Linked DNA regions of Homo sapiens: all the other regions are linked to region 2. Evidence: chromatin loops called from intact Hi-C (ENCODE). Cell type or tissue: B cell. All regions are shown on one strand. Each heading gives the region's core, and the rest is flanking DNA. Links, peaks and the distances in the headings are about the cores only. Region 1 overlaps HNRNPC (heterogeneous nuclear ribonucleoprotein C). Region 2 has its middle 22 kb from the start of OR10G3. Region 3 holds the start of LOC105378175 (a long non-coding RNA gene). Region 4 overlaps CHD8 (chromodomain helicase DNA binding protein 8).

Region 1 (7,505 bases), core at 1,622-6,621, 320 kb before region 2:
AGAAATAAAAGGTAAGCAACTTGGAGAATAATAGACTTAGAAATACAAGAATACCAAAATAACCAGCAGTTATTTATTGAAAAGCAACAGGAACGAAATTTTAGAAAAGCAGTTAAAACTTAGAAGTTTCACCTGCTCCAATAGTGGGTGAGCACAAGGGACTTCAATAAAAATGTGTGAAGGTGCAAGAGCAGTTGCATCCCTGTAAAGTCTCATAAGTAAACAAACCCTATGTGGTTGATTCCACTGCCAATCCCCCTTCCTCTCACCAAAAGGTAACAACCATTATGACTTTACTAGCACTTTCTCACTTTTAAAATAATTCTAATGCCTAAATGTATAACTATAGACATTCTAGTCTTCCCAGAAAAATAAACGTGATGCATTTGAAGCATTTTTGTAGGTAAGTTCCGCTTCTATTGCATTAGGTTAAAATTTATCTGTTTAAGAATCCACAGTATTAACTTGTAGTTTCCCAGTCTGTATTTTCCAGGATTGATACTCTCAGAACAATTCCACATATTCTTCTGTAACTCTTGAAAGCAGCAGCTGGGACCAAGGCTTACTCAGCTTCATCTGCAATATTTTGTCAAGACTACCTCGTCCTACAAGTGGCAATACCTTTTTGTGGTGTTATTGATGCTTAAACAATACCATTTCTCTCTAGGTAGTATGGTGTGGTTTCTCGAGCACCACTTTTAACATGTTACGCAGACTGTTGTTAGAAATCCTAAGAACAGTCCCTCAGTTCTTTCATGTAACAGGTTGCCAGCATCCTTTTATAGTAGTACAATAGTTTAGATAAGTAAAACAAACTCCTTGATCACATTTTTTTTTTAATTTTTTTGAGTTGGAGTTTCACTCGTTGCCAAGGATGGAGTGCAATGGAGCAATCTTGGCTCACTGCAACCTACGCCTCCCTGTTCCAAGTGATTCTCCTGCCTCAGCCTCCCCAGTAGCTGGGATTACAGGCATGCGCCACCAGGCCCGGCTAATTTTGTATTTTTAGCAAAGACCAGGTTTCTCCATGTTGGTCAGGGTGATCTTGAACTTCTGACCTCAGGTGATCCGCCTGCCTCGGCCTCCCAAAGTGCTGGGATTACAGGTGAAAGCCACTGCACTCGGCCCTGATCCCATTTTCTTGCCTTGTTACTCCCTTTACATCTGGAAGGTGTAAAAACCACTTGTAGAATGAATAGGTCTACTTTTGCTTTTTGCCTCATACAGATCTAAATTACTTGGTCATATTCTATATGAATTTTTATAACCGAGTTCTAACAACTAACAACCCAATAGTAATAAATGTCCAGCAATAATAGTCTTTTAAAAATACAACTTCAAGTGATGTGCAAATTATAATTTGAGTCAAAAAAATAGTATCTGAAAACGTACAATACATAGGAGACATAAATGAACTACATAAAAATCATTTAAGAACGGACAGTACAGAAACACATCAAAATATCTTAAAATGTTCTGTGGGTACTCTGCTTGTGATTAATCTTTACAATCATTTTCACAGTTTCTCTGTATTTCCCAAATTCACTACAATGTACATACAAGCTTGGGATTTCTGTAGGAAAAACTCATTTAAGCCAAACAAATATTCCTTAAAACAGAAAATCCATTTGGTAGAAATTTTAAAAGGTTAATCACATTAGTAATAATAGTCCAAGTCTTAATGCACCTGTATATACTCAAATATTTTGAGGTCAATGCCCCTCATCATCATATTTCCCCTCTTCTAGTTGAAGGGGTCTAGAATTTTTCTTTTTTTAATGCAAGCTAACCCAGGGATCCTACTCTATCACCATTTACTAGTATGTAATAGTCGAATAATGCTGTTAGATAATAAAATGGCACTAATTTACATGAACTAGATTTAACATTAAGAAATCTGGGGCTGGGTGCAGTGGCTCACACCTGTAATCCCAGCTCTTTGGGAGACTGAGGCAGGCAGTTCACATCAGGTCAGGAGTTCAAGGCCACTCTGGCCAACATGGTGAAACCCCATCTCTACTAAAAATACAAAAATCAGCCATGCGTGGTGGCCTGCACCTGTAGTCCCAGCTACTCGGGAGGCTGAGACAGGAGAATCGCTTGAACATGGGAGGAGGTTGCAGTGAGCCGAGATCGTGCTAATGCACTCCAGCCTAGGCAACAGAAGGAGACACTGTCTCAAAAACAAACAAACATACAGTTCAAATATTCCAGCCTCCATTATTTGTAAATCAGAAGGTTAAATACTTCAAAAGTGAAGCAGTAGTTTAGTCACATTTCCAGCCAGGCACTTTGGGAGGCCGAGGCAGGTGGATCATGAGGTCAGAACGAGACAGTATCCTAGCTAACATGGTGAAACACCATCTGTACTAAAAATATGAAAATAATTAGCGGGGTATGGTGGCACACACCTGTAGTCCCAGCTATTCGGGAGGCTGAGGCAGGAAAAATGCTTGAACCTTGGAGGCAGAGGTGCAGTCAGCGGAGATAGCGCCACTGCACTCCAGTCTGGGTGACAGAGTGAGATTCTACCTCAAAAAAAAAATGTCCTCAACAAATGAGAACCTTAGGTGCTATTTCTTTCTTAAACTCAACATGTCATGAAAAGCTCTGTCATGAAAAGGATAGACTTTAAAAACCTAAAATTAGGCCAGGCACGGTGGCTCACACCTGTAATCCCAGCACTTTGGGAGGCTGAGGCGAGCAAATCACCTGAGGACAGGAGTTCGAGACCAGCCTGGGCAACATGGTGTAACCCGGTCTCTACTAAAAATACAAAAACTAGCTGGGTGTGGTGGTGGATGCCTGTAATCCCAGCTACTTGGGAGGATGACACAGGAAAATCCCTTGAACCCGTGAGGTGGAGGTTGCAGCGAGCCAAGATCATGCCACTGCACTCCAGCCTTGGCAACCGTGTGAGACTGGGTCTCAAGAGAGAAAAAGGACAAAAAAAGCGGAAAAATAGTGGTTAGCACTCAAATTTCTATTACACACATGGACAAATGCGTTTGTATATTATATACTATAATTTCATTACAGGTTCTTATTCCTGTTTTTAATCAAAGGATCACAAAAGACCTGTTTTACCTAGAAAACAAGTCAAAACCAGGAATACTAAGTTATTTCTAATGCCCAAAAATCTGTGTTTTTGTCTGATATGCTTGTCTGTTTTATCATATGCTCTATCCTGAAGCAATAAAAGCGATACAAGATTTTAATAGTAGTGGGAAGGACAAGAAATTTCCTGAATATAGAAATTTGCCTCTACTCGCACTCTCACCATCCCAGCCACAGCTTAAAAGCAAAAAATAAGTAAAAACTCTATCTAGTTGGGATATAGCCAAACTGTAAATTTTATTTCCAACTGTTCATTGTAAGTGTGAGGTGCTATCATGCCTCTTCACCCTTTTAATGGAGGGAAACCAATCTTGGATTGTCAATCTAGCTAAAATTTTGAAAATATATTTATAAAAATACTTCATTACCATTACATTAACTTTAAATCTCAAGTAATTCAATTCTACTTGGAAAAGGTACGGCAGTTTGCATTATCTGAAGATTTTTTACATAAATAAAGTTCAAGTGGTCCACAAACAGGTTGTGAGAGCCCTGGAATTTGCTGAGAGCTGAGCCAAAATGAATTTGAACATGGAGTCAAGACTTCAGCTTCCTTTTTTATCTGGGCACTGTATGCCAGCTTTGATAGAGTTCAGGTCACAGGAGATAGGTGCCGTTCAACCCAACTGTTTTCAGTATATCTTGGCTTATTTAGTGCAAAAGTATACAAGTTAAACAAAGTACAAGATGTTTCTACTGGGCATTTATTTCAGCAAGCCCTGGCCACCTCTCCACATGGGTTAATCACATTATACTTAAAACACATTATCCAATGGTCCAGGAGAAAAAAATTAAACATGCTGTCACTTTCACTTACCAGACATTATCTCACACTAGAGACAAAGGAAAATATATATTACCTCAGATTTGGAAATTCAAAACCCTGCCTTACAATTTCCTTTATTACTGTATCTTAAAACCTCAACTAGGCCAGGTGCGAAGGCTCACGCCTGTAATCCCAGCACTCTGGGAGGCCGAGGTGGGTAGATCATGAGGTCACGAGTTCAAAACCAGCCTGGCCAACGTGGTGAAACCCTGTCTCTACTAAAGACAAAAATTGGTGGTGGCAGGCGTCTGTAATCCCAGCTACTCGGGGGGCTGAGGCAAAGAACTGCCTGAACCCAGGAGGCGGAGGTTGTAGTAAGCCGAGATTGCACCCCTGCACTCCAGCCTGGGAACAGAGCAAGACTATGTCTCAAAAAAAAAAAAAAAAAAACCACAACCATAACAACAAAAAAACCTAAAGTAGCCCCTGCATTCAATTCAAATTAAATGCCAATTCTATATACTAAATATGCTATATATGTAAAATTTCCCTTCTTTGCAGAATTTCAAAGACAAAAGTGACACTAGATGGCAGCAATGAGTTGTCAATTTTCTAAAAGGTTTACTAAATTTTCTGTATTCCAAAGTTTTCAGTCATTCACAATTTCTTAAGTTTCTGAATACTCTTTGGATACTATAAATTCCTCTGCATACTTGGATGATCTTCATTTGATCTAAGTTGTTGAACACACTTCAAGTCTTATTTTGCCTATTTAGGTCCGGCTACCCTATCCCACATTACTCTCTATCTGGTCACCATTTTTGTACCCTGCTTCCTATGGATCTTATTGCTTTCAACTACTTCCCTCTGGCCTCTTCAGAGGCCAACAATGCCTGGAAAAATATGTGCATTTTAATTTGCTGAACTGCCAAGAATCATTAGCTCATTTAATCAAAAACAGTATCTCAAGGTAAATACTGTGAGAGTAATCTCTGAGAAAACAGTAATACCTGGGGATATTACTAAGACATTTTCAGCCTATGAAGAAACAAAGTTGGCTACTTTTAGAACACATTATGTTAACTGCTATGTTTAAGTATTAGAACTAAGAATACCTAAGACCTTGTACATCATGGTGGGAAAATGAATAATTCAATACATGGTACTACTAGGTAGCCATCTTTTTCAAAAATTGGAACCAACCTCACTCTAAATCCTAATATAAATACAAATCGTGTAAAACTGCACACGCAAAGGTCAAAACCCAAATGAAATAAAACAACTCTCAAAAGGAAGAGTAACAAAATTTAAAAATGGCAGGAAATCCAAACAAATGGATCATAAATATAATCATATATAATAATAATAAGGTGTGGGGCCAGGCAAGGTGGCTCACGCCTGTAATCCCAGCACTTTGGGAGGCCAAGGCAGGAAGATCACGAGGTCAAGAGGTGGAGACCAAACTGGTCAACATAGTGAAACCCCATCTCTACAAAAAATACTAAAAATTAGCTGGGCGTGATGTCAAGCGCCTATAATTCCAGCTACTCTGGAGACTGAGCTAGAAGAATCGCTTGAACCCAAGACGCGGAGGTTGCAGTGAGCCTAGATCGTGCCACTGCACTCCTGTCTGGTCGTCAGTGCAAGACTCCGTCTCAAAAAGATGTTAAGACACATTATTTAAAATTTATTTACATTGGTGAGGACTTAACACCAATTTAACATATGAGAGTACTGTCGATGTATGCTAAAAGCGCCAGGTAAAACTTGGTGAGTGGAGTACAGGATTTGCAAACAGATACTCTATAATTACATAGGGGGAAAATGTATCTTTACAATGAAGACCTGGAGGTCTCAACCTAAACTAAGGGATCATAGTTAGAAAGTTGTAGGACAACCTAACATTGCATGCCTCCTGATGTGACACACTTAAACACGCATTATCACCTACGCATTATTCTCACCAAGCTATCTTTCTAGAATCTATATATGGGGGAAACAATCAGACAATTTCAAGTTTGTGGGCAATCACAATACAACTGGTTTGGACACCTCAAAAAATAAAAACTAGGGGCCTTTTTCTAGATTAAAAAAGCAGTGCCGGCATGGCCAATGTGGTGAAACCCCATCTCTACTAACAATACAAAGATAAGCTGGGTGTGGTGGCACATACCTGTAGTCCCAGCTACTTGGGAGGCTGAGGCAGGAGAATTGCTTGAACCCTAGAAGTGGAGGCTGCAATGAGCGGAGATCAAGCCACCTCACTGTCTCAAAAAGGAGAGGTGGGGGGGTGGGCAGTGTGTGAATTCTGACTGAACACTAGACTGGGCAAAAGAGACATTTTTATCTAGATAATTTTACTATCAATTGTTTAATTACTGAATTGATGTTCATTATTCTTTTGATAATATTTTGGTGGCATGTATTTCCTTTATTCTTAGGAGATGCAGCCACATGGAAGCTCCTAACTTCAGTGCGTATCATGTTTGCTGAAGTATCATGTCAACAAACTTTGAAATCATTCAGGAGAAAAGTGTAGAGGACAAACATGGCAGTTGCTATCCGAAGAGTGGGGCTTACACAGGAATGGTTTATTCTATGTATGTATATATTGTGTTCAAAAGTTTTCTTAAGATGCTATATATAGCAGATTCAAAAATGATATACACCAGATTGCACACTTCACCAAATTTCCAAAGAAAAGATTACATCTTTTTTTCTGTCAAATCTGCTTATGTAACAATGATCATGCAATGAAGTGAAGGAAAAGAAACTGGCATTTCCATTGTTTTAACTAACTAAACCAGTACACGTTTTGTAGGCTCATATGAAAATTCTCAATAAAAGGTATCAAGCAATGGGACGGTAGGTCCCTATATCTGTATTCATTAATCAACTGAGGATATTCAATTTCAAGTACTTCCATGTTTGCTTGGAACTGAATCTTTTATATAAATCTGTGACAAAAGATACTTGACAGCCATTAAACAAAAACATGGTAGAATACTTACTGACTGGAAAACATCTACCACGTAGAGGTTCTAACACTATAATAATTACATATTAGTAAAATATACATATATATATACCTGTAGCTACATAAGACAGAGAACAAAACATAAAAATGTTGATGGTGGTTACCTCTGAGTGCTGATGACATAAGTAAATGAGTAAATACTATTTTTATCTGCATATTTCCTCCAAGTTTTTTTTTTTTTTAAGACGAAGCTTAGCTCTTGTTGCCCAGGCTGGATTGCAGTGTTGCGATCTTCGATCACTGCAACCTCTGCCTTCCGAGTAGCTGGGACTACAGGCGCCCGCCACCACATCCGGATAATTTTTTGTACTTTTAGTAGAGATGGGGTTTCACCATGTTGACCATAGCTGGTCTCCAACTCCTGACCTCAGGTGATCCGCCGACCTCCACGTTCCAAAAGTGCAGGGATTATAGGCGTGAGCCCCCACGCCTGCCCGCAAGTTCTCTCTATAAAGCACTTTTATAATCAAAATTGTTTCCTTTCAATGTATGAGTGATGTAATGCAACAAATAAAAAATTAAGGTCTTAAAACATCTCGATGTAAAAAACTAATTCATGTCATTTAATTTCCCCCGAGGTCCCTC
Region 2 (7,505 bases), core at 1,483-6,482:
ACTCTGTCTCAAAAAAAAAAAAAAAAAAAAAAAAAGAAGAAGAAAAGAAAAAAGAGTAGAAATGTATAGGGAAAGAAAATTTGAAAAGAAGTTTGGGGTGAGTGTAAAAGACCATTTATGCTATATTAACAAATTGAATATTATGAGAAGACACTGGAAGTTTTAAAACAAAGAATATAGCTGTATTTTATTATTATTTTAATAATTTTATTTATTTATTTATTTTTTGAGACCATGTCTCACTCCATCACCCAGGCTGGAGTGCAGTGGCACAATCTTGGCTCACTGCAACCTCTGCCTCCTGGGTTCACGTGATTCTCCTGCCTCAGCCTCCTGAGTAGCTGGGATTACAGGTGCCTGCCACCATGCCTGGCTAATTTTTTGTATTTGTAGTAGAGACGGAGTTTCACCACATTGGCCAGGCTGGTCCTGAATTCCCGGCTTCAAGTGATCCACCAGCCTTGGCCTCCCAAAGTACTGGGATTATAGGCATGAGCCACTGCGCCTGGCATAGAGCTATATTTTAGAAGGTCAACCATTGAAAGTGTGGAAAATGATTTAAAATTGGAAAGAGACTGAATGGACAGAAGAGATACCAGAAATCCAGGCAAGAGATGAAGAGTGAGGCTGGCCACGGTGGATCATGCCTGTAATCCCAGCACTTTATTTATTTATTTATTTATTTATTTATTTATTTATTTATTTATATATATTTTTTGAGATGGAGTTTCACTCTTGTTGCCCAGGCTGGACTGCAATGGCACGATCTCGGCTCACCGCAACCTCCACCTCCCAGGTTCAAGCGATTCTCCTGCCTCAGCCTCCCTAGTAGCTGGGATTACAGGAATGCGCCACCATGCCCAGATAATTTTTTGTATTTTTAGTAGAGACAGGGTTTCTCCATGTTGGTCAGGCTGGTCTCGAACTCCCGACCTCAGGTGATCCGCCCACCTCGGCCTCCCAAAGTGCTGGGATTACAGGTGTGAGCCACCGCGCCTGGCCATTTTTATATTTTTTATAAAATAGAGACAGGGTCTCACTATGTTGCCCAGGCTGGCCTTGAACGCCTGGGCTCGAGTGATCCTTCCACCTCAGTCTCCCAAAGCATTAGGATTACAGGGATTACAGGTGCTCCCCATCATGCCCAGCTAATCCAGGCTGGTCTTGAACTCCTGACCTCAGGTAATCCACCTGCCTTGGCCTCCCAAAGTGCTGGGATTACACGCATGAGCCACTGCACCCGGCCACCAAGTTCACAACATTTGATAGTTAATATTATTACACTGTTCTGCATAGAGAACAAGAGGTGAGTGCTATAAGCAATGCAGATCAACTGCATACAAGTTCAGAGGAAGGAAAGGCCATTTCCAATTGGAGGGCAGGAGGGTGAGCAGATTAAATTAGAATAATGAAGAAGTCACTTAAATTGGGGATTTCAAAAGAACATAAGGGCCGCGCACGGGTGCCTGTAATACCAGCACTTTGGGAGGCTGAGCGGGGTGGATCACGAGGTCAGGAGATTGAGACCATCCTGGCCAACATGGTGAAACCCCGTCTCTACTAAAAATATAAAAATTAGCTGGGCGTGGTGGCACACACCTGTAATCCCAGCTACTCAGGAGGCTGAGAAAGGAGAATTGCTTGAACCTGAGAGGTGGAGGTTGCGGTGAGCCAAGATCGTGCCACTGCACTCCAGCCATGTGAGAGAGTGAGACTTTGTCTCAAAAAAAAAAAAAAAAAAAGAAAAAAGAAAAAAAAAAGTAAGATGAACATTTAGACGATAAAACTTAGAGAAGGCTTAGTGATCCGGAAGAAAGAAAGAAGCTTGTCACCTATCATTTGTAGAAGTGACAAGCAATAAAAATGTAAGCAAATAAATAACTACAGAATGAATGATAATTAAACAGGGTAGTGGGTCAGAAAGTGAAGAGAAAGAGTGGGGCTGGTGGTTAAGGAATTAGAGGGAAGACTTGATTCCATCTCAAGGTAGAAAGCTGTTCATATGCAGATCAACTGCTATCTGTGAATGGATACCCGAATATTGTCACAAACAAACTGAAATGCAAATACTCTTAGAAACTGGGGTATTAGTAATGCAAGTATGAAAAACATCTGATTTAAGCAGAACAACAACAACAAAACACCCTCATCATTCTTTGAATGACTTAATCTGTGAATGAAAACATTCACATCCTCATGATTTTGATGACAGAATAGATGATTTTTCTTTGTGCTGAGTTTGTTATCTCAAGCTGGAACTAAGTAAGGCTAGTCAAGGCCATCTGATTCTTATTGCTCATTCATTCATTCATTCATTCATTCATTCAACCAATATTTTACTGAGAGCTTGCTGTATGCGGAATTATGCTTTGCCTGGGGAATGCAGTGGAGGTTTTTTCCTTGGAGTTCTCTTACTCCAAAGGGCTTTAACCTTGGACAGGTTCTGACACTTGTCTGCTGACGTTTTTGTTTTGTTTTGTTTTGTTTTGTTGAGACAGGGTCTTGCTCTGTTGCCCAGGCTGGCAAAAAGATAACGGCTCACTGTGGCCTTGAACTCCTGGGCTAAGGCGATCCTCCCACTGCAGCCTTCAGAGTAGCTGGGACTATAGGTGTGAGCCACCATGCCCAGCTAATTAAAACAATTTTTTTTTTTTTGTGGAGATGGGATCTCCCTCTATTGCCCAGGTTGGTCTCAAACTCCTAGGCTCAAGTGATCCTCCTGCCTCATCCTCCCAAAATGTCGGGATTACAGGTGTGAGCCATGGTGCCTAGCCTGTTGATTTTTTTTTGGATAAGAGATAGAGAGGACCTGGTAATATACAAGGCCCAGAGTGTGTCCTAAGATGATCTATGGGGAGAGAACAGAGTATCCCTGACTGAAGAGTTTTGGAAACTATTTTAATGTTCCCCAATTTTATTTGAACTAAAAAACATTGTCTGCCTTTCACATTCCTTCGTGCACTCCACCTCACCACTGCTCCCCCGGCACCTGTTGGCCTCTTTTGCTATCCAAATTTACCAAATAAATCTTCCCCGCCTTTCTACCCATCTGCTGTTCTTCACAGCTTGTCTCTGGGCTCAGCCCCAAGCCTGGAGGGGCAGTAAATGGATTCAGAGTTGCTGCTCAAACATGGATTCCCATGGAAACCAAACGACTAAGAAAACAAATAGGGAGGAAGAGGCAGCCACTGCCTGACCTCTTACCCTCCCCCTCCAAATTCTTTTCGCTTTTCAGCATGAAAGCAAGCGCTTATTTGTATAACTAGTAGAAGGACATAACCTGACCCCTCCCCCCACCCCCAAATTCTTTAAGAATCTCTCGTTCGACAATGAGTAAATGAAAGACAGTGGGACATCGCCACCTGGTGGTAGAAATGCCAAAATACTTAAGAAGAGAGAACTCAATTAACAAGTGAAAGCCTGCGATACAGGCCAGTAAGTATACAAAGAAGTAACATTCAGATACAAAAATAAGATACAAAGAAGTAACATTCAGAAGCCACTCCTAGGAAACTGTTTAATTGTGATGCAGTTAGTACTTGTTCCTTCTCACATATACAGATTTAAATATCATCTTTATGTTGGTGAATTTTTATTTTTATTTTTTAAAAATTTTATTTATTTATGTATTTATTTTTGCGACGGAGTCTCACCCTGTCGCCCAGGCTGGAACGCAGTGGCGCAATCTCGGCTCACTACAACCTCCGCTTCCTGGGTTCAAGCGATTCTCATGTCTCAGCCTCCCGCGTAGTTGGGGATTACAGGCACCTGCATTATGCCCGGCTAATTTTTGTAGAGACAGGGTTTCACCATGTTGGCCAGGCTGGTCTTGAATTACTGACCTCAGGTGCCTCAGCCTCCCAAAGTGCTGGGATTACAGGCGCGAGCCACCACGCCCGGCCGAATTTTTTTTTTTTTTTTTTTGCATCCAATTCAAATATGGGAACATGAGGTTTAGTCTTATCTCTCCCAACTCCATACCAGATTTTTTTTTTGTTTGTCTGTTTGAGACGGAATCTCACTCTGTCGCCCAGGCTGGAGTGCAGTGATGCAATCTCAGCTCACTGCAACCCCCACCTCCCGGGTTCAAGCGATTCTCTTGCCTAAGCCTCCCGAGTAACTGGGACTAATACACGCACACGCCACCATGCCCAGCTAACTTTTGGATTTTTAGTAGAGATGGGGTTTCACCATGTTGAGCAGGCTGGTCTCGAACTCCTGACCTCAGATGATCCACCCGCCTCGGCCTCCCAAAGTGCTGGGATTACAGGTGTGAGTCACTGTGCCCAGCCATATTAGATATTTTTTATCTGAACGTCATGCTGTTGCTACAGATTCAGTGGAGTTGGACAGTACTTTTCTCTTCCCGTCCTTTCCCTTCCATAGGGTAGCATTTGCTGGCTTACAAAGGAAAAGCAGAAGCTTTGCTCCACTATCTTGTCTTGTCTTGTCTTGTCTCTTTTCTTTTTCTTTTTTTTTTCGTCTTCTGTTCAGATAGTCTCACTCTGTCACCCAGGCTAGAGTGCAGCCGTGTTATCATGGATGGGTTACTGCAGCCTCTAATTACCTGGCTTGAGCAATCCTCCCACCTCAGCCTGCTGAGTAGCTGGGACTACAAGTGCACGCCACCATACCCGGCTAATTTTACTTTTTTTTTCTTTGAGACAGAGTCTCACTCTGTCACTGAGGCTGGAGTGCAGTGGCATGATCTCGGCTCATTGCAACCGCTGCCTCCTGGGTTCAAGAGATTCTCCTGTCTCAGCCTCCAGAGTAGCTGAGATTACAGGTGCGCACCATGGCACCTGGCTAATTTTTGTATTTTTAGTAGAGATGGGGTTTCACCATGTTGGTCAGGCTGGTCTTGAACTCCTGACGTCATGTGATCCACCCGCCTCGGCCTCCCAAGGTGTTGGGATTACAGGTGTGGGCCACTGTGCCCGGCCTTTCTTTTTTTAAAGACAGGTTGCAAGGTGGTGGCTCATGCCTGTAATCCCAGCACTTTCGGAGGCCGAGGCGGGGGTATTGCTTGAGCTCAGGAGTTCGAGACCAGCCTGGCCAATGTGGCAAAACCCCATCCTATGAAAAAATACAAAAATTAGCCGGGCATGGTGGCAGGCGCCTGTAATCCCAGCTATTCTGGTGGCTGAGTCAGGAGAATAGCTTGAACCCAGGAGGCAGAGGTTGCAGTGAGAGGAGATCAAGCCACTGCCCTCCAGCCTGGGTGACAAAGTGAGACTGTCTCAAAAAACAAAAACAAAATTATAAAAAAGAGAAGAAGCTCAACAACTGATATGTTTTTCCCGGCATGAATATTTTTATATTGAGGAAAAATAAATCACTTAAAATTTTTTTAAAAGAAAGAGGGTATACTAAAAATACAAAAATTAGCTGGGTGTGATGGCTCTCTCCTGTAGTCTCGGCTACTCAGGAGGCTGAGGTGGGAGGACTGCTTGAGCCTGGGAGGTGGAGGCTGCAGCCCACAACATTCCAGCCTGGGTGAGAAGGAAGACCCTGTCTAAAGAAAACAAAAACAAACAAACAAACAAAAATGAGTGGAATTGGCCGGGCACGGTGGCTCATGTCTGTAATCCCAGCACTTTGGGAGGCTGAGGCAGGCGGATCATGAGGTCAGGAGATCGAGACCATCCTGGCTAACACAGTGAAACCCTGTCTCTACTAAAAATACAAAAAAATTAGCCGGGTGTGGTGGTGGGTGCTTGTAGTCCCAGCTACTCGGGAGGCTGAGGCAGGAGAATGGTGTGAACCCGGGAGGCGGAGCTTGCAGTGAGCCGAGATTGTGCCACTGCACTCCAGCCTGGGCGACAGGGCGAGACTCCGTCTCAAAACAAAAACAAAAACAAACAAACATAAAAAGAGTGGAATTGTTCCCTTTAACCCTCAATTCATATGTTGAAGCCCTAACCTCCAATGTGATTGTATTTGAAGATAGACCTTTAAGGAGGTAATTAAAGTTAAATGATGTCATGAGGGTAGGGCCTTAATCCAATTTGATTGGTGTTTCTTTTATTTGTTTGTTTGAGACAGAGTCTTGCTCTGTTGCCCAGGCTGGAGTGCAGTGGCACAATCTCTGCTCACTGGGTTTGTGTGATTCTCCTGCCTCAGCCTACTGAGTAGCTGGAACTACAGGCATACACCGCCACACCCAGCTAATTTTTGTATTTTTAGTAGAGACGGGGTCTCTCCATGTTGGTCAAGCTGGTCTCGAACTCCTGACCTCAGGTGGTCCGCCTGCCTCAGCCTTCCAAAGTGCTGGGATTACAGGCGTGAGCCACTGTGCCCAGCCTGATTAGCGTTTGTATTTATTTTTATTTTTTGTTATTTTTTAAAATAATTTTTTTTTAAATTTTTGAGACTGAGTCTGGCCGTTGTCGCCCAGGCTGGAGTGCAATGGCGTGATCTCAGCTCACTGCAACCTCAGCCTCCTGGGCTCAAGCAATTGTCCTGTCTCAGCCTCCCGAATAGCTGGGATTACAGGCATGGGCCACCACGCCCGGCTAATTTTTGTATTTTTTAGTAGAGACGGGGTTTCACCATGTTGGCCAGGCTGGCCTCCAACTCCTGACCTCGTGATCTGCCCGCCTCGGCCTCCCGAAGTGCTGAGATTACAGGTGTGAGTGACCGCACCCGATGTGGTTAGCATTTTTATAAGAAGAGAAGAAACACCAGGAATATGTGGTCACAAAGGAAAGGCCACGTGAGGGCACAAGGAGAAGCTACCATCTGCAAACTGTGACAAGAGGCCTCAGGTTGGTTTCCAATCCTGCTAGCACATTGCTCTTAGCCTTCCAGCCTGCAGAACTCTGAGAAAATAAGTTTCTGTTGTTTAAGTCACCCTGTCTGTGATATTTTGTTATAGCAGACTAATACCTGGCCTTCCATACCATAAGCTCCTTTCCCTATATAATTTGCAATAAACAGAGGCCTGGAGAATGGAGACAAAGCTATTCTGGAGACCCAGGGGTCTAGGCTACCTTGCCTTTGCCTCATTTCACACTTCAGGCTATATGAGCTCTATCCCCAGGAAAATTCAGCTCTTGCTATTTGGATTCATTAAGTGGAGAATAGAATGAGATCTGTTTTGGGTATCAGGCCAGAAATTATCAGCATCTTGGAACGTCAGAAAATAATGGATCAGTACCCAAGTTACTTAGTCTCACCCCATACAGTCTTCCACCACCTACAGCTGGGTACTATAACAACACATCCTAAGAGAAAAGAGGCTCAGAGACTTCTTTAGCCTAAGAACCTCTAGGACCTAACTCCCCAGAAGCCTTAGCGTCAGGTCAAGTAAAGGAGCACACACAGGATAGAGAGTGGAAATGTTTCTGTTTTTTTTTGTTTTTTTGAGAGGGAGTCTCGCTCTGTCACCCAGGCTGGAGTGCAATGGCATGATCTTGGCTCACTGCAACCTCTGCCTCCTGGGTTCAAGCGATTCTCCTGTCTCAGCCCCCGAGTAGCCGGGACTATAGGCACACACCACAACG
Region 3 (7,505 bases), core at 1,392-6,391, 420 kb before region 2:
GAGGACCTGAATAGACATTTCTCAAAAGAAGACATACAAATGGTCAGCAGGTATATGAAAAAATGCTCAACATCATTAAGCAGTGGGGAAATGCAAATTAAAACTACAGATAGCTATCACCTCACAACTGTTAAAGTGGCTGTTATCAAAAAGACAAAAGATAAGTGTTGGTGAGAACGTGGAGAGAAGAGAACCATTGCACACTGTTGGTAGAAATGTAAATTAGTACAGCCATTATAGAGAACAGTATGGAAGTCTGTATTAGTCCTTTCTCGCGCTGCTATAAAGAACTACCTGAGACTGGGTAATTTATAAAGAAAACAGGTTTAGTTGACTCACAGTTCTGCAGGCTATACAGGAAGCATGGCTGGGGAGGCCTCAGGAAACTTACAATCATGGTGGAAGGCGAAGGGGAAGCAGGCACGCTGGAGAAGAAGGAAGAGTGAAGGAGGAGCTGCTACACACTTTTAAACAACCAGATCTCATGATAACTCACTATCACAAGAACTTCGAGGGGGAAATCCACCCCCATAATCAATCACTTCCCACCAGGCCCCTCCTCCAACACTGGGGTCTACAATTCCATATGAGATTTAGGTGGGGACACAGACCCAAACCATATCAAGGTCCCTCAAAAAAATAAAAATATAATTACTGTATGATCCAACAATTCCACTTCTCGGTATAAATCCAAAAGAATTGAAATCAGGATATCAAAGAGATATTTGTGTGCACCTGTGTTCATAGTAGTACCACTCACATGGAAGCAAACCAAGTGCTATCCATGGATTAATGGATAAACAAAATGTGGCATATATATGCAATTGAATACTACTGAGCCATTAAAAAGAAGGAAATCCTGTCATTTGAGACAACATGGATGAACCCGGAGGATATGATGTTAAGTGAAATAAGCCAGGCACAGAAAGACAAATCCCACATGATCTCACTCATGTGTGGAATCTAAAAACGTTAAACTCGTAGAAGTAGAAAGTAGAATGTGGGATACCAAGGGCTAGTGTTGTGGTAGGGAGGGAGTTGGGGAGATGTTGGTCAAAGGATACAAAATTTCAGTTAGATAGGAGGAATAAGTTAAAGATATCTGTTGTACAACATGGTGACTATAGTTAATAACAATACATTGTATCCTTGAAACATTCTAAGAGAGCTGATTTCAAGTGTTCTCACCACAAAATGACAACTGTGAGGAATTCCATCTTAATTAGCTTGATTTAGCCATTCCACTATATATACAGGTTTTAAAACATCATGTTGTGTATATACAATGTTATCTGTCAATTTAAAAAAAGCAGCTTTTCTTTTTCTATCACGACACTGCCTCTTTTCTTTGCTCTCCTTCTATGTCAGTGGGAATTAGGTCTAGTCACATATAACAGAAAACCCAAATTAAAGTAGCATATATAAGATAGGGTTTGTTTTCCTCTATGTGAAAGAAGTCGAGAAGTGGATATTATAGTTCCATATAGTCACTAGGGACCCAGGCTCCTTCTATCTTCCTTCTGTGTCATCTTTAGTGCAAAACTTCCATCCTCAAGTTCACCTTATGACCCAGTATGGCAATTCTAACTTCAGTCTTCATTTTATCTTAGTTCCAGGCAGGAAAAAGGAGAAAGTTGGGGGCAGGGAGTGACAAAGGAAATAAATCCCTGGCTTTTTTCCACACCACTGTCCTAAAAATATTTTTATTAATTACCTCCATTTCCCTATATTTCGTATTAAATTTTCTGTTCTCATCTGATAGAACTTTCAGTGACATGTGATATACTTGACTTCACCATACTTTTTGAAAGAATGCTTTCATCTGTTATCAGAGACTCCACATTCTTCTGGTTTCTTCTTACTTCATTGGCTGCTGCTTCTTAGTCTTCTTTGTTGGATCCTCCTTGTCTTCCCAATTTAAATATCAATTGCCTCTGGCTACATTTCTTGGTCCTCTTTTTTACATACACTATTTCCCTAATGATCTCATCCAGGCCCATGATGTTAAATACTCCCTTATGCTGCTGATTTTATAAGTTTGCAGGTCCAGACTTCTGTACTGAACCCCAGACACATATGTCATCTCCACTTGGGTGTCTTATAGGGGTCTCCAGAAACATAGCATGACCAAAAGAGAACTTTTTTTTTTTTTTTTTTGAGACGGAGTCTCACTCTGTGGCCCAGGCTGGAATGCAGTGGTGTGATCTCGGCTCACTGCAACCTCTGCCTCCCGGATTCAAGTGATTCTCCGGCCTCAGCTTCCCAAGTAGCTGGCATTACAGGCGTGCACCACCATGCCCAGCTAATTTTTGTATTTTTAGTGGAGATGGGGTTTCACCATGTTGGCCAGGCTGGTCTCGAGCTCCTGACCTCAGGTGATCCACCCACCTTGACCTCCCAAACTGCTAGGATTACAAGCATGAGCCACCACACCCGCCTCCAAAACAGAACTTTACATTCCCATCCTAAAATAAATAAATAAATAAAATAAAAATAAAAATTCTACTTTATTATTTCCCATCTCAATAAATGACATCACCATTCATTACAGTTGCTGTGGCCAAAACCTAGGACTCATGCTTGGTTACTTTATTTTCCTTCCTTTCCTGTCCTGTTTATGTCCAAAATATATCCCTAGCCCAACAACTCTTATATCTCAAATGTTCTTGCCCGCATCATCACTATGTCTTGTCTGGTTTATTTTAATAACCTCCTAATATTTTTCCTTCTTCCAGTTTTGTTTCCACTAAAGGTCAGGCTTAATAGTTACAGAAAACAGACATTAACTGACTAATTTAAGCAGAAAAAGAAATAAGGCTGGGTGTGGTGGTTCACACCTGTAATCCCAACACTTAGGGAGGCCAACGCAGGAGGATCACTTGAGTCTAGGAGTAGTTCAAGACCAGCCTAGGCAATATAGTGAGACCCCCATCTCTACAAAAAATTTTTAAAAACTTAGGCATGGGGATGTGTGCCTGTAGTCCCAGCTACTTGGAAGGCTGAGGTGGGAGGATCTTTTGAGTCCAGCGGGGTGAAGCTACAGGTGAGTCATAATCGTGCCACTGCACTCCAGCCTGGGCAACAGAGCAAGACTCTGTCTCAAAAAAAACCAAAAAAAAAACAAAAAAAAAAAAAACCAGAAAAGAAAAAGTTTGGAGGAATACTGCCAAGGAATTTGGAGACAACTGTGTACAGCATTGGTAAAGTATATAGTAGGATGCAGCAGATAAAATAATTGAGTATTATGCAGTTGTTAGAAGCAACATATTGCAGCTCCTTAAAACAGCCTCTGAAGATACCATCCACAGCGGTCTAGGATGTTGCCATGAGTTTTACTGTGAAGCCAAAGGCAACAACTGTTCCAAAGCAAACCTGCAGAAAGGGGGAAGCAGAATTTTAAGAAGCCTTTCTTCACTCTCACTGCTACCCTCTGCCCAGACCACAGTCTACCCTACCTTCCCCTGCTCTTCCCACTCCCATCTTCTCCCACTCCTTCTCACACACTTCAGTGCAAGACAGTCTCTAGTTTTCCCTGGGGTTTCTTACAGAGGTAGTGGTAATGATGGTTAATTCCTGGAGTCTATGCTTACCTCTTACTTTGTATTTTCTGCAGGACTGATTTCAGAAGAAGCAGCCAGCAACCTGAGTTCACTTGCCATCTTAGCAGTCGCAGGTGTGTTCTGATTCTTCACAAGTTCCTGCATATTGGAGGATGCATTGTTACTGAAAGGAGGGGTCGGCCTAGAGATATTTTTAAACCCCAAATTGCACAACTTATAGAAAGCTGATTTACTGCCACCAGTGCAATAATTACAACCCTGGGAAGGGATCTAGAATGCATCATGGATTAAGAGTCATCTTAATTAACTCAACAAATACAGTAACTTGGCTAGTTATTGTAAGTCCCCCATGCCACTAGAAATAAAAATGGGGGGAAAAAGCTGTCTCTGCCCTCTAGTGGAGAAGGAGAGGAATTATCTTATACTTATAATATTGGAAACTTAGATAATTCCTTTAATAGAAGTATGCACAAAGTTATTAGGAGTATTAATGCTTAGCAAAAGGATGTCTTCACAGGAAGGTAGCGTTTCAGCAGAAAACTTGAAGAATGTGTAGAAATTTTCAAAGGAAAATGTTACAGGCAAAGAGTACAATATGATCCAAAGAAAAAAGGCTTGAGGAAATACAGTGTATTTTGGGAAACACAAATAGATCAGTGTTTCTGGAGCATAAACTCCGAGAAAGGTACCAAGAGATGAGATGAATGAGAAGGCAGCCCTAAGGAATTTAGGCTTTATCGTATAAGTCAATGTTATCAACTTTAGAGAAAATTTTAAGAACAGATTAATTTTAATTTTAAAAATTAATAATAAGGGTAAACCACAATTAAAAATAAAAGCTCCCTGTGATCCCAGCACTTTGGGAGGCCAAGGCGGGTGGACCACGAGGTCAGGAGATGGAGACCATCCTGGCTAACACGGTGAAACCCCATCTCTACTAAAAATGCAGAAAAATTAGCCGGGCATGGTGGCAGGCGCCTGTAGTTCCAGCTACTCGGGAGGCTGAGGCAGGAGAATGGCGTGAACCCGGGAGGCAGAGCTTGCAGTGAGCCGAGATCGCACCACTGCACTCCAGCCTGGGCAACAGAGCGAGACTCCATCTCAAGAAATAAATAAATAAATGCTAAAACACATTCCTTTCATATCTGTGGAAGGGCTAATATTGTTTGTACCTATTACTAGGGTATAATGATTAATTATATGTGTCAACTTGACTGGGCCTGGGGGTGCCCAGATTAAACATTATTTGTGGGTGTGTCTGTGAGAGTGTTTCAAGATTATCCTTTGAATCAGCAGACCGGTAAAGTAGATTGCTCTCCTCAATGTGAGTGGGCACCATCCAACTTGTTGAGGGCCTAAATAGAACAAAAGGCAAAGGAAGGAGGAATTCACCCTTTTTGCTGCCTGCTTGCCTGAGTTAGTTGGGACATCTCATCTCATCTTCTGCTCTCTGACTGGGATTTACACGTCTAGCCCTCCTGGTTTTCAAGCCTTCAGATTCAGACTGAATTATACTGCCAGCTTTACTGAGTCTCTAGCTTCCAGATAGCAGATTGTGAGATTTCATAATCGTGATTCAATTCCTAATAATAAATCTCTCTCTCTCTTCTGCCCCCACTCAGTCCCCCCGCTGTCTCTCTGTATATATATAGTCATAACCCAAACAATGGTGTTTTGCTCAATGACAGACCTCATATACGATGCTTGATCCATAAAATTATAATGAAGCTGAAAAATTCTATCGCCTAGCGAAGTCATAGCCCTCATAACATCATAGCACAACCCGTTTCCTTTTCTATGTTTAGACGTGTTTAGATACACAAATATTTATCATTGTGTTACAGTTGTCTACAGTATTTGGCACAGTGACATGCTGTACAGGTTTGTAGCCTAGGAGCAACAGGCTATACCGTATAGCCTAGGTATGTAGCAGGCTATACCATGTAGGTTTGTGTAAGTACACTGTGTGGTGTTCACACAATGATGAAATCACCTAACAGGGCCAGGCACGGTGGCTTACGCCTGTAATAGCACTTTGGGAGGCTGAAGTAGGCAGATCACCTGAGGTCAGGAGTTCGAGACCAGCCTGAACAACATGGCAAAACCCTGTCTCTACTAAAAATACAAAAATTAGCCAGGCATGGTGGTGCACGCCTGTAATCCCAGCTACTCAGGAGGCTGAGGCAGGAGAATCGCTTGAACCCAGGAAGCAGAGATTGCAGTGAGCAGAGATCACGCCACTCCAGCCTGGGAGCCTGGGAGACAGAATGAGACTCCATCTCAAAAAAAAAAAAAAAAAAAAAAAGATATCACCCAACGATGTTTTTATTAGAATGTATCTCTGTTGTTAAGCAATGCGTGACTATATATGTGTATATATATGTGTGTGTGTGTGTGTGTGTGTGTATATATTGATATATAGATATAAATGGTTATATATGTATGTGTATACTGGTTCTGTTTCTCTGGAGAACTCTAATACACAAGAGTGTCTTTATACAGCTCAGTGACATATAGAGAGCCACATTCATTTCTTACTCTAGGTAACATTTGTATGTTTTTTCTCTCAAAGAGTTCTAGATATTAGTAAGAAATAGACCCAGAATTTATGCTTTATCAGATACTTAGCATTTCACAGGAATCTCAATTCATAAACTACAGTTTGCAAGAAGTATTTTTAAATTTTTTCATTGCCAAATAAAGCAACCATTTAGAAAAAAAATGCATAAAACATAAATGTTTACCTTAGTGAACACCCTTGCATGCAATGAGTACCCAGTTCCAGAAGTGGAACAATCTCAGCAACCCAGTAGCTCCCCTTCTGCCCTTTACCAGTTGGAGTCACCTGCCTCTCCCCAAAAGTAGTCATTTTCTTGAGTTTTATGGTAATCAATTCTTTACTATTTGAATCCTTTTTCCACCTAATCTGAGAACTTTGTATAAATGGAAATATATATATCTTTTAGCGTCTGGCTTTGTTCACATAAGACACAAAGTTGTGGTTAGCTATAGTTTGTTCACTTTCATTGCTGTGGGGTATTCTAATGTATGAATGTATCATAATTAATTATCCATCCTGTTGTAAATAGACATTTAGTCTGTTTCCATTGTTTGGTTATAATAAATAGGCTTGGCTGGGCGCGGTGGCTCACACCTGTAATCCCAGGACTTTGGGAGGCCGAGGCGGGCGGATCTCGAGGTCAAGAGATCGAGACCATCCTGGCCACAATGGTGAAACCCCCGCCTCTAGTAAAAAAAATACAAAACTTAGCTGGGCCTGGTGGCACGTGCCTATAGTCCCAGCTACTCGGGAGGCTGAGGCAGGAGAACCACTTGAATCTGGGAGGCAGAGGTTGCAGTGAGCTGAGATCGTGCCACTGCACTCCAGCCTGGGCAACAAGAGCAAAACTCTGTCTCAAAAAATAAAAAATAAAATGAAATAAAATAAAATGGCTTATCTGAACATTCTTCTACATGTCCCCTTATGTACATGGTCACATATAGCTGTTGGGTGAATATCACAAGCAAAGCTGTTAGATCATAATATATGCTTATTTTCCTTCTTTTTTTTTTTTTTTTTTTTTTTTTTTTTTTTTTGAGACAGAGTCTCGCTGTGTCGCCCAGGCTGGAGTGCAGTGGCACAATCTTGGCTCACTGCAAGCTCTGCCTCCCGGGTTCACGCCATTCACCTGCCTCAGCCTCCCGAATAGCTGGGACTACAGGCGCCCGCCACCATGCCCGGCTAATTTTTTTGTATTTTAATAGAGATGGGGTTTCACTGTGTTAGCCAGGATGGTCTCGATCTCCTAACCTTGTGATCCGCCTGCCTCGGCCTCCCGAAGTGCTGGGATTACAGGCGTGAGCCACCGCGCCTGGCCAATATATGCCTATTTTCAACTAAAACAGCTAATGCCAAGCTGCTCCAAAGTGCTTATACAAACTTAC
Region 4 (7,505 bases), core at 1,326-6,325, 120 kb before region 2:
ATTCCAGCCTCTCATATCTAATATTTGCCTCCAAATTACTCAAAATGGCAATCAGGAAAGTTATGAATGCTTCCTGATTTAACGAAAACCTACTCAATAACTTGATATTAATAAATTTCCTTCCCATTATCATCAGCTTTTTTCCAGTATACCTACTTTGGCACCAATTATTTTTCATTCTCTACTCACCGTCAGAAGTTAAAGTATCTACAGCTAGGAGTAATATAAAAACAACAGTGAAAGTTTCTTTTTTTTTTTTTTTTTTTTTCTGAGACAGAGTTTCACTCTTGTCGCCCAGGCTGGAGTGCAATGGCGCGATCTCGGCTCACCGCAACCTCTACCTCCTGGGTTCAAGCGATTCTCCTGCCTCAGCCTCCCGAATAGCTGGGATTACAGGCCTGCGCCACCACACTCGGCTAATTTTGTATTTTTAGTAGAGACAGGTTTTCGCCACGTTAGTCAGACTGGTCTCGGACTCTCGACTTCAGAGGTGAGCCGTCGCCTCAGCCTCCCAAAGTGCTGGGATTATAGGCATGAGCCACCACGCTGAAAGTTTCTACTAACCAGAAGTTTACGTTGCAAATAGTTTATAGCCTGCTCCTTATTCCATGGAGTATTTTGTCGCTTCCATGATTCCTTGCTATTTGTTAATTCTAATGCTCTTCCTTTCCCCCATAATGATCCAATCTTAGGCCCAGATTTTTTTTTTTTTAAATAGGAGAAACAAGGCTGATGGTTTCTGATGAATCTCCTTACCCCCATATGACTTAGTATAAGCTTTTTAAAGATCAATGCATTGTCATTTATCTCTCCCTTCCCAATTTTCGAACCAAATTTCTGCTTCTTCTAGTTCGGTCTATGCCTAATAATTCAAAAACCTTGCCACCAAGTATCATTACTTCTCAGTCCCATCATTCTCACCTATACTGACCCAATTCATCTCATATTTTTATGCTAGTTTCCTACTTCTTTTCTAGTTCCTATCTTTAAACTGTCCTTGACTCTTACAAGATTAAACCTTCTCCCAACATACATCTAACTTTTTTTAACCCTCCTTCTACTACTACTTGTGGGTCACCCTGGCTATATCCACATACGGCCTATTTATTCTACCAAGCTCATCTATCTCATGAATCCTCTCAACCATCTCATGAATTCTCTTTCCTTGATTCAAACCCTAATAGCAAAAATGAACAGATGTTAAGTTGGTTTCAATGCAAAGTAACTGCCTAGATAAAGAAGTCACACCAACTTTTATCATATTAAGAATGAAAAGCCAGTGTTGGCCCACCAGTCCCCAAAAGAGAAACACATGTATGTGCTCAAAAGGAAAGACAAAACTTAGTGGTTGTACTTAGTCACTTTCCATAATTACAAACTAATGACCAGAATCATGACAGAAATCTTGGAGGGCATGTAGGGGGTGAGGGATGGCAGTGGAAGGGAAAAGTAACAAACTAGTCAGTTAAGGTTAAAATCCAAGCCCATCTATCTATAATCGCCAAGTAACAATACAGTTACCTGTAGAAAAATACTTTATTATATATGCCAGTATAGCCCTTCACTTCATCTCCTTCTTAAAGGTGAAACTACTGCTTCCCCTTGAGACAAGTACAAACTGATGTTCTTCTGCAGCTTTACCACCTTTAATACAGTTCTTGATTTTTTTGGAAATCTAGAGTCCCAACTCTCTCATTCTTATTTGACATTATTCCTCACCCTTGCCCATTTCTATAATAAACTGTCTGTCCTATGATAAAGTATTTTGTTTTAATTCTACCCTATATTTTTCCATCTCAATCTCTCCATACCTTTCAACAAAGCAGTGATTCTCAACCAGGGGATGGAGACTAAGGCCCTTAAGAAGGGCTTCTGGGAACCGAGGGTGGAGATAAATGTGCAGTTCTTAAAGGTGTATTCAATATTATAATTTTATATTTATCAAGTGAAAAAACTACATCTCATTGTTTAGGCTATTTATATTTATTAACACTGGACAAAGCCTTCTTGGCCAGTGAAGATCTGTAAAAGACACGTGAGGAGTAGAGGGCAGAGAAAGAAACATTCCTGGCTTGGCAGAGTTACCAGTATCTTTGGGATGGGATAAGATTTCCTATAGCCTCTCAAAAGGAGTTTATCATCATTTACTGTTTATGATGGATGAGAAACACTGCAAGAGATTAGTTCTGTCGTCTAATAGATAAAATTATGTAAAATGAGCTACAGATATCTATTGCCCACTTATAGATTTCTCCGTAGTGACAACCTCTTAGAAGACAATGAACGAATGCAGTATTGAGCCATGCTGACCTCTTTCTGTAATGTGCACTTTTAGAAAGTACCACTCATGACCACTTAACCTCTAGCTGCTCAAAGGTTCAGAAAAGAATAAACTATTTTATTTACTTCAAAGAACAAATCTTGTTGTTGGAAACTGTATCCTTTCAAGAAGATCAGTTGCAGATAGACATAAATACATGTTACTGAAACATAAGATGGGTAGAAGCAGCTTAATTTAAATGAGAAATACCTTGAAAATAAAATAATCCAAAGGGCTAAAATGAAAATCACCAACATAATTTTAAAAGAGAAGTATTTTAAAACTGTACCATGAAGACATTCGTGAGACACGAAGGGTCTCAAATCTTATACAGAAATGAAAAATAAACATCCAAAGTGAATGCAATCACAATTTAGGGTCAGCAAAGGATCAGGATGGAAAGACATAGGACCAAATTGGAGCCACTCAGATTTCCTAAGTAGATCAAGATCCTAGGCCATTTTCTCTGTCTTCACCATTCTCACTGCCAAATGTGTGGCTACTCTGTTTCTGTTTTCCAATTACTGAAAGAGAAAGCACTCACACCTCAATCAAGGGTATGGTCATTTGGGGGAATATAAGGCTGGTAAAGTAAGACCTTGTGAATAAATCGGAAAAGCAAAATAGGCAACTACGACAGCTAAAGACATGTATTTTCAGGGGGTAAAGAAGAAACTAGAGAGATTCTGCACTCATGAAAAAAGGGAAAGGGCGAGGTGAGGAAGTGAGGGGTTGATGGAGAGGAAAACGCGACTGGGGTGGGGGTGGGGGGGACCCGGGTACATTACCTGCTCATACTGCCGGGGTTGGTGCCAGTAAGGTCCATACAGCAGAGGCGGAAGATTTCTGGTAACTGGAGACCCCAAAATGGAAATGAGGTACATGCACTTGAGGTAAGGAGCTAGCGGGGGTGCCCTCCAGGGTGGGGATGGCCAAGACGGGAAGATGCGGGGGGTGGGGGGTGTGGATGCCCGGGATAGGAGCAATGTTAGGGCGGAAGCTGCAGGCCGAGAGGCCCGACAAGCCCTGAAGGAGAAAACGAGCTGTGCCTCACCCCAGTGGAGGAGAGAGGTGGCTTTACCTGCAGTGGCTGTGGGGGGCCGGTTCGCCCCTCTCCCTGTCTCTCCAGCACCAGTTCCCCCTCCTCCTGCGCAACCTAACCTGATGCTCCTGCCCGCCCCGCGCCATCATTGGCTGAAGCGCACTGCCACTCACCAAAGGCGAAAAGACGCAAAACAGCGCAAAGGGTGGGACTATAAGGAGCTCCCTTCCCCCTCCCCCGCAGGTTAGGTTGAGAGCGCACGGAGAGGCCTATCCGGTTTCTAGGGCCGAGGCGAAGCCTGCAGCTTGCTTGAAAAAAGGGGGCTGGCCAGAGGAACAGTCTCATAGTACGCGAAACCAGTCCTGGAGATTAAATTCCCTACCATCTACTCTGAATTCTTCACCCTGAAGAGTATAAACTTGGGAGGGAGGGTTCCGCGCTAGGCCAGCTCCGCCTCCCTCTGAATCCCCGGCCTTCTAGCAGCCCTGTCAACCCCTCTCCTGTAGTGACTACACCGTATCCCACTACCTAATAAAAGGGGCCAAATCTTCTTCCCTCCATCGTGGGAGTCAGCCCAGCTGGAATATGGGGCCTTTTAAAGCACTCTTTCTGCCACAACACATAAGGTTGCCGTGCATTTTTGACACTGTGACCCTTCAATACCAATACGGCTTTTTAGACAGTAATTCCTGGGGCCCTCTAACAATTCCCGACCCTTAGCCCGCTCAAAACAAACACTCCTCACCCTCTAAACTCGGTTTCCTGTTCTCCCATCTCTTGAAACTCAGCCCATTTGACCTTTTAATCAGTGTCCACTTTGCGATGTCACTTGAAATCACTCTAATTCCCAGTGAGACTAGACAACCCCAGAATGATGGTGTGCAAGCTTAAATCCACCAAAGTAAACTTGTTTTTTCCTTTTTTGAGACAGAGTCTGACTCTGTCGCCCAGGCTGGAGTGTAGTGGCGCAATCTTGGCTCACTGCAACCTCCGCCTCGCGTGTTCAAGCGATTCTCTTGCCTCAGCCTCCCGAATAGCTGGGATTACAGGCGCCTGCCACCACACCTAGCTAATTTTTGTATTTTTAGTAGAGACAGGGTTTCACTATGTTGGCTAGGCTGGTCTCGAACTCCTGACCTCAAGTGACCCACCCACCCCAGCCTCCCAAAGTGCTGGGATTACAGGCGTGAGCCATCACGCCCAGCCAGGACACTGTTATTAAAAAGAGCAGTTTAGTCCGGGTGCAGTGGTGGCTCATGCCTGCAATCCCAGCACTTAGAGAGGCCGAGGTGGGCAGATCGCTTGTATCCAGGAGTTCAAGACCAGCTTGGGCATTACATAGTAACACCTAGTCTCTTAAAAAAAAAAAAAAAAAAAGAAAGAAAGAAAAAAGAAAGATGCCGGGCGCAGTGGCTCACACCTGTAATCCCAGCACTTTGGGAGAGCGAGGCGGGCAGACCACAAGGTCAAGAGATCTAGACCATCCTGGTCAACATGGTGAAACCCCGTCTCTACTAAAAATACAAAAATTACTGGGCGTAGTGGCATTCGCCTGTAGTCCCGGCTACTTGGGAAGCTGAGGCAGAATCGCTTGAACCTGGGAGGCAGAGGTTGCAGTGAGCCAAGATCACCCCACTGCACTCCAGCCTGGTGACACAGCGAGACTCTGTCTTAAAAAAAAAGCCAAAAAAAGCCAGGTGCAGTGGCTCACACCTGTAATCTCAGCATTTGGGAGGCCAAGGTGGGCAGATCACTTGAGGCCAGGAGTTTGAGACCAGCTTGGCCAACATAGCGAAACCCCATCTCTACTAAAAATACAAAAACTAGCTGGGAGTGGTGGCACTCACCTGTAGTCCCAGCTACTGGGGAGGGTGAGGCACGAGGATTGCTTGAACCCAGCAGGTGGAGGGTGCAGTGAGCCAAGATCATGCCAAGGCACTCCAGCCTGGGCAACACAGTGAAACAATGTCTCAAAAAAGAAAAAAAAAGGGCGGCTTATCTCCTGACCATTAGTTTCCTCTGAAAGTATCCTCAACATTGAAATCCTATTTTCTTATACTCTGAGGACACAAATTAGGAAAATCAACTTGCTTTAGATGTCTTATTTTTTAAAGATCCTAGCATTACCACTGTCGCTAAAAACACCTAATTACCACTCCTGTAAACAGCAATACTGTTTTCCCATTCACTGTGGCTCAAAACCTCAACAGTCTCTAAAACCTCCCCCCTGTAGCCACCATCCAATCATTTGCCAAGTGTCATTGATTCTCTTACAATATATAACAAAGATTTTGGAGCTGCCAAAGACTCTGTCAACCTTCTTAGTGTATAGATGAGAAAACTGAGGCTTAGAGAGTTGAATGTTTGACTATGAAACTAAGTGGCAAGTTAGGATTCATATATCTGACTCCTATTTCTGCTGCCATCTCCCTTACTTATGTAGTTGCTTATGTAAGAGAAAAGCCTCATAAAAAATCTCTCTACTCACCCTACTAATCCATTCTGCAACCAGATTAATATCCTAAAACACGGTATGGCCAAATCAAACTTGTGCTGGAAAATTTTCAAAGGCTCCCAATTACTTAAGACAATATCTTATATTTCCTGTCTTATTTTCTACCATTTGTCTACATATACTTGCTAGCCAAAAAAAGACAAATTACTATTGTCGTATTTTTTCTAATCTGAGCCTAATATTGCTGCCTTCAAATTATACACATCTTTAATTTCTTTCTTTGCATTACCAAAATCTTACTTATTATCCTCTAAGTTCAACATCAAATGCTTCTTATTACTTCAATATGTATTGAGTATGTAACATGCCAAGTAATCTGCTAGCATTAGGGATCCAAAAACAAGTAAGACATAATCCCTACCCTCAACTCACAGTAAGTAAGAGTGCATTTGTGTATGTATGTGGGAAGAGGGTAAAGAGTAGGCAGTATGACAACAGTGACAAATAAAAACAATTATAATACAAGGTGACACATTCAATAAGACCAGCAGGGGCTCAGGAGGAAAAAACATCAATAAAGTAGTTTCTCTTTTTTGTTGCTGGTTTTTTTTTCTTGAGATGGAGTCTCACTCTGTTGCCCAGGCTGGAGTGCAGTAGTGCGATCTCGGCTCACTGCAACCTCTGCCTCCCGGGTTCAAGTGATTCTCCTGCCTCAGCCTCCCGGGTAGCTGGGATTACAGGCGTCCACCACCATGCCCGGCTAATTTTTGTATTTTTAGTAGAGATGAGGTTTCACCATGTTGGCCAGGCTGGTCTCGAACTCCTGACCTCAGGTGTTCCACCCACCTCAGCCTCCCAAAGTGCTGAGATTACAGGTGTGAGCCACCGCATCCAGCCAAGAAAATAGTTTCTTAAACAATGAGGAAAAGTTACCAGGTGGGAGGGAAAGGTGGGCTGTAAGAAAGGGATATTCAGGCAGCAGGGACAGGAAGAGGGAAGGCAAAACAAAGCATAGCAATGAGAAACAGCATGAGACATGTAGAGGAAACTCTAGTTCTGTAGTTCAGCCTTGCTAAAGTGTAAATCGCGAAGAAGGAACTGGATAGAGATGAAGCCGAAGGGACAGGTAAGGGCCAGAGCGTGGAGAGCCTTGAATAACATTTTCTTACAGGTGGATGAGGAGCCACTGAAACATGGAATAACGTAATCAGAATTACATTTTGGTTAGCTAACTCTGGCTCTAGGGGGTGAGAGGACAGAGGACACAGAAGCAGTTAGGAGGCTGCTGAGACCAGAAAGGAGTTGTATAGTGAACATTTGCTAGTTTTTTTCTGCTCAGCAACCAAAAGGCCCCTTCCTATATTTTCCATGGAAAGCTGGATCTTATCTCCCCATATGGAGCCTGGGGAGATAGGGTTCAATTGCCTCCTCCCCTTCCTAGCAAAGAGGAAGTATGCATGCACATGACCTAGGCTAGTTTAAGTGGATACTCCTGCTGGGGAAGTCTTGACTTTGCAGGAGTAATGCAAAGACCCAGGACCAACCAGTTAGACAATATTTGGCAATGGCAGATATTAGAGTCCAACTGTAGCATCCTATATAGACTGGTCAGCAGTGTGACCTTGACCTTCTCTTTGGTCTTCCCTCCTTTGATTTCACACCATTCTCTAAACCAGGTTCTCTAATAT

The links. A loop is a pair of places that touch in the nucleus more often than their neighbours do. Peaks named below come from ENCODE experiments on the same cell type or tissue, not always from the same donor. Only the 100,000 strongest peaks of a DNase experiment are listed, where the experiment ranks them.
Region 1: it touches region 2 in a loop (14-fold over the local background); 8 of 110 quality-filtered maps call a loop at or near these places.
Region 3: a loop joins it to region 2, with 5 times the contacts of the local background. A loop is called at or near these places in 2 of 110 quality-filtered maps.
Region 4: it touches region 2 in a loop (15-fold over the local background); 20 of 110 quality-filtered maps call a loop at or near these places.

Annotation. Positions count from the first base shown.
Region 1 is chr14:21,236,944-21,244,448 of GRCh38, forward strand. All of the region lies in intron 2 of HNRNPC (heterogeneous nuclear ribonucleoprotein C), which reads right to left. Among named protein-coding and RNA genes, the nearest start is that of HNRNPC, 29 kb to the right of the region's middle. In B cell, for the core only: a CTCF peak has its summit at 4,488 (motif pointing right); a DNase peak (open chromatin) is centred at 4,498; H3K27ac peaks cover 1,039 bases.
Region 2 is chr14:21,554,426-21,561,930 of GRCh38, forward strand. No RefSeq gene overlaps it. Among named protein-coding and RNA genes, the nearest start is that of OR10G3, 22 kb to the right of the region's middle. RefSeq lists enhancers at 3,127-3,670, 3,671-4,214 and a silencer at 4,233-4,419. In B cell, for the core only: CTCF peaks have their summits at 3,372 (motif pointing left) and 3,576; a DNase peak (open chromatin) is centred at 3,356; H3K4me3 peaks cover 462 bases.
Region 3 is chr14:21,132,193-21,139,697 of GRCh38, forward strand. LOC105378175 (a long non-coding RNA gene) reads right to left here and starts at 3,684. Exons shown (of 2, transcript XR_943589.2): 1 at 3,591-3,684; 2 at 3,191-3,372. In B cell, for the core only: CTCF peaks have their summits at 3,960 (motif pointing left) and 4,162; a DNase peak (open chromatin) is centred at 3,869.
Region 4 is chr14:21,433,793-21,441,297 of GRCh38, forward strand. The region is part of intron 1 of CHD8 (chromodomain helicase DNA binding protein 8); the gene reads right to left. Among named protein-coding and RNA genes, the nearest start is that of CHD8, 19 kb to the right of the region's middle. RefSeq lists enhancers at 3,370-3,913, 3,701-3,860, 3,891-4,070, 7,098-7,392. In B cell, for the core only: no CTCF peak of the experiment used is centred there; a DNase peak (open chromatin) is centred at 3,579; H3K4me3 peaks cover 1,882 bases; H3K27ac peaks cover 2,823 bases.